Regions from separate parts of the Mus musculus genome. Here all the other regions are linked to region 4. The links are chromatin loops, found by intact Hi-C in ENCODE. Cell type or tissue: left cerebral cortex. All regions are shown on one strand.

What was found. A loop is a pair of places that touch in the nucleus more often than their neighbours do. Peaks named below come from ENCODE experiments on the same cell type or tissue, not always from the same donor. Only the 100,000 strongest peaks of a DNase experiment are listed, where the experiment ranks them.
Region 1: a loop joins it to region 4, with 2.3 times the contacts of the local background. A loop is called at or near these places in 2 of 42 quality-filtered maps.
Region 2: a loop joins it to region 4, with 3 times the contacts of the local background. A loop is called at or near these places in 2 of 42 quality-filtered maps.
Region 3: a loop joins it to region 4, with 2.1 times the contacts of the local background. A loop is called at or near these places in 2 of 42 quality-filtered maps.

Annotation. Positions count from the first base shown.
Region 1 is chr12:92,012,273-92,014,772 of GRCm38, forward strand. It overlaps Gm40548 (a long non-coding RNA gene), which reads left to right. Exons shown (of 4, transcript XR_872912.1): 4 at 317-1,370. Among named protein-coding and RNA genes, the nearest start is that of Gm40548, 12 kb to the left of the region's middle. In left cerebral cortex, a CTCF peak has its summit at 1,155 (motif pointing right); a DNase peak (open chromatin) is centred at 1,163.
Region 2 is chr12:92,294,084-92,296,583 of GRCm38, forward strand. No RefSeq gene overlaps it. Among named protein-coding and RNA genes, the nearest start is that of Gm40548, 290 kb to the left of the region's middle. In left cerebral cortex, no CTCF peak of the experiment used is centred here; a DNase peak (open chromatin) is centred at 999; H3K27ac peaks cover 328 bases.
Region 3 is chr12:92,028,120-92,030,619 of GRCm38, forward strand. No RefSeq gene overlaps it. Among named protein-coding and RNA genes, the nearest start is that of Gm40548, 28 kb to the left of the region's middle. In left cerebral cortex, no CTCF peak of the experiment used is centred here; a DNase peak (open chromatin) is centred at 1,262.
Region 4 is chr12:92,187,827-92,190,326 of GRCm38, forward strand. No RefSeq gene overlaps it. Among named protein-coding and RNA genes, the nearest start is that of Gm40548, 190 kb to the left of the region's middle. In left cerebral cortex, no CTCF peak of the experiment used is centred here; a DNase peak (open chromatin) is centred at 1,381; H3K27ac peaks cover 609 bases.

The DNA.
Region 1 (2,500 bases), 180 kb before region 4:
TCTTCCAAAGAGATGTTTCCAGTTTATATTTCTACCTTCTAGTTTTCCTTAGGTATAAGTTCTCATTTTCCTAAGACCTTCCATCATATTGAAAATTTATTCATAGCTTAATGTATATTAAAATATATCAAGTTCTTACTCCAAAGGCTCATAAATCCATACACACTCCATGCTCGCCCGCCATCATTATCAAGTCCCAAGTTACAGTGTGACAAAGGAGTATTTCAGTGGGCTGGCTTGAGTTTTCCTTGCTTTTGAAGGGAAACCTGAGTTCAGCGGTCTTGACAGAAACATTTCTGCCCCGTTGTTCTTGTAGTTGGTGCTCCACTGACTTTCTGTAGACAGACATTCATATCGATATGGGAAGGTTTCGCTTATGGCCCTAAATGAAACCATCACTTCATTTCCTGAATGTAGGTCAATCAGTCTTCCTGATTTCTATAAGAATTTTGGCATGCTTCCAGAAGAAATTCATCATGGAAAGGAAATGTACAAACGGCTCGTTTCTCTTGCCCCTAACTAGAAGTTTCTGACAATGACCTGAAAGAAGAGGAAGGGCATTTGTCTCTTTGTCAAGTTGTCGAGGAAACATCGCAGATCCTCTGGGAGTGAGGGCAGAGTTGGGAACTCAGAAGATTGGCCAGCCATGTCCTCTATCTGATTCCACTGACCAGTTGCTGCTGACAGCTTCCGGTGCCAGCAGAGGCCAGCCATGTCCTCTGCCCAGTTCCGCTGACCAGTTGCTGCTGACAGCTTCCGGTGCCAGCAGAGCCAGTTTTCTGTCTTGGGTATATCAAAATGTCACACTTTCTCCAATTCTGACAGTCAGTCCACAGTTTGCCCTAAATGTTTCCATTTTAGGCCTGCAAGTTAATAGGAGCATAGCTTGCTACATGCAAAACACATTTGGACTAATAAAAAATGGATGAGACCACCTGGCTGAATTTCTCTTCATCTAGACCTTGGGCTCAGTTTCTGCCCCATTTATTCAAGGTTGGGGCTGAATCCTCCTTGCCAAGTATAACAAGTGTGATCATTTCTGGTTTTTTTTTTTTTGTGTGTGCACATTTTTCACTTCAGTCCAAGTGGACACTCATCGAAGCAAATGTAAACCCTAATGTTTAAAGACTGCGTCCTATTCACGCATTCTGCCGGTAGGTGGCAGTAGTACAACACACAAAAAGTTAACGTGCTAAGTGGCGTCAAGAGAATGATGATGGGGATGAAGATGATGGTGATGATGACGACCACAACGTCTATGACAAAGGACCAATCATTCATCCTTAGAAGGCACTGTTTACATTCTAAGTTTTGTGATGTTTTCTCAGTATTGTTATTATTACTACTTACAATATACCTGAAATGGGAGATGAAAAGTTTGGTCCTTTGTTTATTTATTTATTTGTCTGTATTTTGGGTGGGAATAATCAAAATCAAAGCTGTGAGAGACTCACCCAACTAGCTCAGAAAATGATTGCCAGAATCAGCCCTGAAATTTTGGTCTGGAGATCCATCCAACCCCAACCTTTTATTCACTTGCATGTCTTTCCACGGAACACCACATTTTCTTGCATGTACGTTAGAACTTAAATTTACCAATGAGTTATAACTGGCCATCAAGATAAAGGAAGGAGGCCGAGTAAGCCATGCATTTATAGGGTTAAAATAGAAAGCAATTATTCCCGAAAAAGGGGGAGAAAAATGTTGTTTTAGGTTACCGTGTATGAGCTCCTTCTGTGTCCAGAAAACCTAGTGTGGTGAACACTGGGCTCTTGTAACTTCAGAGTCTCCTCCGTCGCATGTCACTTTGGACATGTGGATACCCCCTAAAGGAGGAGCCCTCAGACCACCTGAAACAACAGGAAATGGCCTAGTGCAGGGGCTGGACTTAGGCTGGTCCTTAGCTTCCCACAGTGGAGGAGAGGAGCTGTGTATAGGGAAGGGGGCCGCCATAAGAATAGGAACATTTCTCTCCAGTGGACTCTGCAGTGAGAAACCATCAGGGGCTAAGCAGGGCCCCGAGGATGGATGGGAGGTCTGTAGGTGGCTCAAGTAACGCATCGCACTCAGTGATCAGGCGCCTGTGCTTAAGGGCATTAGGATTAGAAAAAAAGTTATCACTACTTTTTCTTTTATTCTCCATATTGCTCTTGAAGCAGACTGAGTCACGAGAAGAATTCTACTTCCCTGGTTTTTTTTTTTGTTTGTTTGTTTTTTTGTTTTGTTTTTGGAAGAAGTTTGCAGTTTACTCACGCTTGTCAAGGCAACTGTAGTGCAAGCTAGAATAGAACCTTTCCTTAAAGTACTTGAGAGATGTCACCTGGGCAAATGGGACTGAAGGAGTTAAACTGTAGAGACCGAGGTGTCACCAGTGAATTAGGACATTTCATTAGGTAGCAGGGGCACAGGGCAGAGAAGACACAGTCTCTCTCTCCATTGGCGGGAGGTGGGATGGGGAGGGTAATAGATTTAAAAAACATTATTTTTACCCATTGTTGGG
Region 2 (2,500 bases), 110 kb after region 4:
TAACCTGGACCCCCGAGACCTCTCAGATAGTGAGCCATCAACCAGGCAGCATACACTAGCCCCATACAGCAGAGGACTGCCTGGTCTGGCCTCAGTGACAGAAGACACACCTAAACCTTGAGAGAGACTTGAGGCCCCAGAGGGGGGGGTCTGGTGGGGTAGGGAGTGGGTACATCTTGGAGACAGGAGAGAAGGAATGGGATGAGGAACTGTCTGAAGGTAGATCGGGAGGGGGATAATGACTGGACTGTAAAAAATAATTAAATAATAATAATAATAATAATATGTAAACTCTTGACATGAAGAAAAATTCTTTCTGTTTTCCTTTATGCTTTATTTCCCTTGATGGATTTGGCCCAGTCCAAATACTCATAGGAGAGAGAACAAGCTATATTCATTTCTGAGTTGTCTGGCAACTCATGACTTAGAACTGAAATTTCATTCTAAGAATGGCAGACTCCCTGGGGCCTGAATGTCCACGGTGCTAGAGAGTTGTTTTTGGTGTTGGCTTGGATGCCTAGTGTCTCTCCCTCATTTAGTTCAAAGGCCATGGAGGCTTGGTACATTCCACTATCTACAAGGTCCTGAATGAGGGCAGTTGAGTCAGCAACTGGAGAGGAGGAGGGAAGTAGGCACTTTCACTGTGTTGCAAAGCAAGGGTCACTGTGGTTGTCTCCCTGTTTGCCCTGAGTTGGACCTTTGTGACTGAAGAGCAGAGTTGCTTTTCCACAGATATATGTATACTTGTGATGGACTGCGTGTCATATCTACTGTGAAGATTAGCTAGATAAAAGAGAGAAAACATAAAAAGGTGGTACACTCAAGTAGTTGTGTAAACTAGGGCCATGAAAGCTGTAATTTGAAAACTACGTGGGTGGTAGTGTTGCTGAAGAGAGGAAGGAAGAGATAATTATGGGAAAAATACCTCAGACACATACATCAAGAGATACTAATTACATAACGTGGTTAATTTAGGAAATGTAGCTGACTTAGAGTCACATTGTTCATGACTTCAGATCTTGAAGCAGTATCAAAATGACCGTGGGACATGCTGGCATAGTTTAGGAGGAATGAGAAGAATACTGCTAAAAATCTAACACGTTAAAGTTGTAGTAGTTTGCCATGTATTTTGCCTTTTTTTGTTCTCAATGTTAATGAAATAGCTTTTACTACAGGTATTGCTGTGCCTGTCAGATGAGAGAACTGAGTCCAGGAGTGATCTCTTTATCCAAGTGTGAAAACTGAAGGTCTTTCAGATGCCTGAATTCTTTCATTTGCAAAGATATTCTTGCCGAAAATTGTGACTAAGTGAATACAAACAAAAGCACTTCCTTGGATAGGCCAATGCGAATGCAGGGTTTTATCCTCAAGAAGGATGCTGAAAGAGACTGAACCCCTGGGAAGATCCTAAAATGGAAGCCTCTTTAAGAGTTGTTCTACAATTCTTCTTATTACTGTTAGCTTCATATTACTGTTAGCCAACTTGAGAACTTCAAAAGGCATCCACTAAGTAATAACTCAATAAGGAATGAGGATATTATTCTTTAACTAATATTGAAGGTAGCACCTTTTGTGGCTAGATTAAATGAAAATTATATCAGTTTTGTAGACACATAAAAATTTGTCCAAATACAATTTGGAAGAAAGCTGCTCTAGGGAGAAGGCAAAACTATCCCTCTTTCTTTTGAATATTCATCCTGTTTCCATTTTGTGTGTGTAATTATTCTCTGTTTCTTCTGACAAAGGCTAGAATTACAAAGAGGAATTGTCCCACCCTCAATCTTTGTATCTATATGTCTTTTCCCAGACTAAAACCAACTTGATTCCTTCTCCTCAAAAATGAATTAGCTTGTTTCAGCACAATGACTTCAACACTTTTTTTTTCTTTAGCATCTCAAATATTTATACCAATTTGTCAGCAGTAAGTATCAGTGACAGGTGGAGCTCCAGTATTATTTATGCTGAGATAACCAATCTTTACCTCTTTGGCTGCTTTCTTGAAAGATGATGCTTGGGAAAATAAAATACAGCATTTATCATTGTTCAGTTGGCTGTGGGATGTGGGATTTGCTCTCTGCTTTGAGCTCATTGGTTCAAACAGCAGAGCCTTGCAGAACCCCTCTTTTATTTTTATTTTATTTATTTATTTTTAATTTTTAATTAATTAATTAATTTTAAACTGCAGATTTTATTCCCCTCCCAGTAGACCCTCCAACTGTTCCACATCCCATACCTCCTCCCTGCCCCCTGTCTCCATGAGGATGCCCTCAACCTCTACCCTCACCCCACCTGACAGCTAAACTCCCTGGAGCCTTCAGTCTCTTGAGGGTTAGGTGCATCATCTCTGATTAACCCAGACCTGGCAGTCTTCTGCTGTACATGTGTTGGAGGCCTCATATCAGCTGGTGTATGCTGCCTGGTTGGTGGTCCAGTGTCTGAGAGATCTCAGTGGTCCAGGTTAATTGAGACTGTTGGTTCTCCTACCAGGTTACCCTCCTCT
Region 3 (2,500 bases), 160 kb before region 4:
TCCCAGGCTCTGCTCGATACTCAGACGATTTATGCTGTCTCAGTGACCGTGTTATCACATTGATAAGAAATGGAGGATATTCAAAAGCCCAGAGTTCTAACTGAATCTTAGTAAGTTCTCAGAAGCTTGGACGCCTAGCAGAAGCCTGTCCAAATTTCTTGTCTGTTTTGTACATTTATTTGCCTTTTAAATTAAGGGATGCGGGGCTTTTACACGCCATCAAGAGATCCAAAGGCAGATAGAAATTTAAAAATGATTAGTGAATAAAATACGGTCACAATACTGTAAGACACCTATGCCCAAGTCGCTTACAGTTACTGATTTATGAGTTAGACAGTCTTGCTATGTTACCTCAGCTGGCACTGAACTGAGGACTTCAAAGGATCCTCCTGCTTTAGTCTCTCAAGCAGCTGGGACTATAAGAATGTGGTCTCACAGGCCTGAGAGGCTTAATGTATTCAGTTTGCTGGCTTATCCTTTTATGGTTTTTGAGATTATGATCTGATTGCATCATTCCCCCCTCTACTTCTTCCCACCACACCCTTTTACACTACATGCTCCTCCTTGAGTTCTTTCAATTTCATGGCCTATTTTTTCATTAACTGTTGTTTCACGCGCGCGCGCACACACACTGTCTCTCTCTCTCTCTCTCTCTCTCTCTCTCTCTCTCTCTCTCTCTCAAGTAAAGAAGTACCGCCTTCTCACCTTCTCTGTCTGTATTTAGTGTGCTCTTTCCAATCTTAACTCATCTGAACACAAGTCTGAAGCCTGACCATTGTTTAGCTTATAATGTGATCACGTCATTACTTGTTCAAATTAACAAAACAGTGGGTAATATTCCGGGCTGCAACATTTTTTTTTCTCTTTTCTATATCCATTCGCACAGGGCTCAGAGGTTAAGAGTACATGCTGCTCTTTTAGAAGGTACTCGTTTGATTCCCAACACTCACAGTTCACAAGTTCTTGTAACTCCAGATACAGGGGAACAGTCAGCTCAGGTCTTCACCAACAGAAGCACATACCCACACAGACCCTCTTCCGTATATAATTAACAAATATAAAATTTAAAAGAATAAAACCAACTGATGATACTGTTGAGAAGAGTGGTGTTTAGTGTACTTCAGTGTTGATATAAGTTGCTGCTTAATTTAAAACTGCCAGGAAAGGAGATGCCATTGCCAAAGAGAATCTGGGCAAAGTCTATACATAGTCTCTTGGAATTGACAGGGATGTGCAAAATTCTAACACGTCTGAAAGACTATCACTCCTTGTAGTTAGCCACCATCTGGGAATGTAACCACCCAGGGTTGACATAGCCAGTGATTAAATGCAGTAGAAGTTCTCACCCACAGGCAAGAACAAATCACCTTGCTGTGAGTTATGAGAACATACATGCTTCTTGCATGCTATAACAAACCATTAACTCCCGGCTCCTGTGTGATGGAAAGTTATCAGTACACTGAGGTACATATGGAGACATTTTCAAATGCCCTTCCAATCTGCTTTTATTTCTGAGAAGCATCTAAAACCACACCATAAAGCCAAAGAAAACAAAACACAAACAAAAAAGTCATATTCCTCACGCTTTTCCTTCATGCTTCAACTTTGCCTATTCTATTTCTGGTTTTATTCATTTTCTAAAGCCATTTTCCTTTCTTGTGTGAGCATCAAATACTGACATGGCTGTTACATCCCCTTGGCTTTTCCCCAGATGAACTTTATCACTCCAAGAGCCATTTCAGATGCTCTGCCACACATTAGCCAAGACCAACATTTCACTCTGTTAAACTACAGAAAAATTCTCTTTCCTTAGACAACCATTTAATTTCGTTCTTCAAAGGAGCCTAGGCAGGGGCAGTAAATATGCTGGGTTGCTTTTCTCTTCAGTATCTTACATCACCAATGTTTTGCCCACTCATCCCCACTTTCTCTCTTTCTAACTTCATCCTCAGTATTTCTGTATCTAGAAAGATCTAGAACAAAAAATACACAGGAAACATTTCATGTTGGTCTTGAATTTCTCTTTCAAGAACAAGAGAATCAATGGTTTGTGGAGAAATTAGAACAAAAGCTGTCTTTTCTTGAGTATTTTCTTAAGTAGGAGAAGCCATTTCATTGTTTGTAATAAAGGGCTATAGATGGTCAAGTTCACGGAATTTATCAACTTTTTTTTAATTTTGTTTTTTTTAATTAGGTATTTATTTCATTTACATTTCCAATGCTATACCAAAAGTCCTCCCCCCAGTTGTCCCCCCCCCCCACTCCCACTCCCACTTCTTGGCCCTGGCGTTCCCCTGTACTGAGGCAGATAAAGTTTGCACGACCAATGGGCCTCTCTTTCCCCTGATGGCCCACTAGGCCATCTTCTGATACATATGCAGCTAGAGACACGAGCTCTGGGGGGGGTGGGGGTACTGGGTAGTTCATATTGTTGTTCCACCTATAGGGTTGCAGATCCCTTTAGCTCCTTGGTTACTTTCTCTAGCTCCTCCATTCAGGG
Region 4 (2,500 bases):
CACTAGGCCTCACTTCCTAAGATGCCATGTAGCTATGAACTTCAGTGACAGTAATACATTGATCAAGTTAGCAGTCTCATGATCCATCAGCTGAAGACCAAGACTCACATACAGGAAATCTTCTTGAGGAATATATCATATGCAAACCATAACAAAGTATTGAAACTCACCAAGTTTGCTACCAGCACGACCCTATGTATCCTGGGCATAAAATGAAAGAATTTGCTGAGATAACTCATTAGTGTGATTCCTATTTAATAATGTTTTTGTTTTATTCGTCCTATTTTAATCTCAGTGCTGTGTGTTTTCATGATACAAAAATCATTAACATGATAATCAAAACATCAACAAAATAAACTATGTTTTCAGGTACTCAAATAGGGGGAGAACACTTATTTCCCCAACTTTTTTTCTGTTTCAATATAATTCTCGACAGCAGACTAATCTATACTAATCTATGTTGTAAGAAAACTCAAATGAAGCAAACAGTTGAAGACTTGGAAGATGCAACTAATCTCCAGTAAACATCTTTCCCCTTGCTTCAAGCCACCTTCATTTTTTCTTAAAAGTATCATAGAGAAATCTTACTAGATAGTATCAACTATGCTCAGTTTTTAGCAGTGATGCTGACCTTTATGGGGAAAATTCAAAGAGAATTTTGTGTCAACATAACACCTTCTTTTAAATAAAACATGGATGACTGCCACTTATAACACGATAGCTTCTGCATTTGTGGAAGACATTAATTTTCAAATCTGTGCCCGACCTTCTCTTCAGAGGTCCACCGCTGCATCAGGTTTGGGAGAGTGATTTCTGAAAAATAGTGTAAATAGCCTGTGTTTTGTAAATTACCTAAATTACTAAATGGGCACTGGCATTTTTGAAGAATTAAATTTACCTTCTGTGACCGAGTGAGCAATTTTCTTTCCACAGGTCATTTCCTTAATCCTAAACTCAGCCCATCTACAATAACACACTTCAAACGTTTCTGATGGGGGAAGAAGTAGGATTTTAAAACTCCAACTTATCAGCCAGCCTTGGGCTTCTTTAACACAGCATTTCAATACATAAATCAGCATATAAGTGCTAAGGTCAGCCCTTGGGGGAGGGCCAGGCAGTGTTTGACAGTATAGCAAAATTAGATCACATACAAATACTGATCCATTTATTTTAGGAAATCTGTTTTACAGGCTTCTTCACAATCCTTAATTTGAAGTAAAATGTAAGAAACAGCTCCTTCAAACTGTGGACTATGAAATGAGCTTAAAAGAGTTGATAGAAACAGTTTCCTGTTTCTCCATCTTTGAGGATTAGCATCTTTGAAATAGTAACTGCTGTCTCTTCACTGACATTCCCTGTTGCCCCCAGCTTTCACAACTTGAGTTTTAGTTAGAAGATATTGTAATGAACATTGTACCTATGTTTAGAGTGCTTGGTACAGGCTCTATTCTAGGAACTTTAGATGATCATGCATGTTACCACTAAAAACCCTCAGTTTCAAGCAAATACTAACAATACTCCTACTTGAGAGCCAAGGTAACAGAGGCACAAAGTACTTCTCTGGCTCCAGATGCTAAGCTTGTTTCAGTATAGTCCAGCTTAATTATCTTAATAGCTTTGAGTCAGTAAGATCTGTAGTAGGGCCTGAAATTTTTACAGTTTAACAAGTTCCCAAGTGATCCTGAGGCTGTGGTATGTATTGCTATGCCTCTGTAAAACCCACCACCCAGAAAAAGGATTTTGATGGCAGAAAACCAGTGAAGCCTTTTAGTGTTTTACATTGCAAAGGTTCCGAAAGTGAAGCCATGGAGGACTGTAGAAAGGATGCACTCACCCCTGCCTGGCACCACTGAAGCCTGCCACAGACAAGGAAAAACTTTTCGAGGTAGAAGGGATGGAACAATTTATAGCAGACACAGGTTTCTGAGATGAACCTGACATTTCTGCACTCCTCCTTAGGAGAGGCAGAGGGTCCAAGCTCCTGAGCAGACCAGTATTTGCATTTGGCTACTCTCTGGCCAATGAGGTGAGTGGAAGGGTTGCAGGGCTCTTTTCCAGTGCTCCACAAAAAGTGTGACAATTTTAATCAATAATACTGCTTAGAGGGAACACTGTTTATGCAAAACAGTCTTTCTAGGTTTGAACACATAAGACTTGCATTTACTGTCAGGCGGTGGCCACAGGAGCTGCAAGGCCCCAGAATTCTTGTTGCTTAGCTTGCTTCAGGAGAGACTGCAGAGATCATCTCTGTAGACAGAACAGACATCATTTCAGAACCTCAGCAAGAGGCCAAAGTAAGAAAAAAAATCTTTCCACTCTGAAAAATCTTTTCAACACTTTGGACCAGGATATGGCTGGAAGAAAGCAATTGTCTTAATGAGAATAGACCTGGAAAAAGGCTGGTCAGGGCTGCAATGCATGAACTGGTGGCTAAAACAATTAGAGAGATAAGAATGTCTCATGGTTGCTGTGTGCCTATCCTTGGCCACTTCTCCCTTTC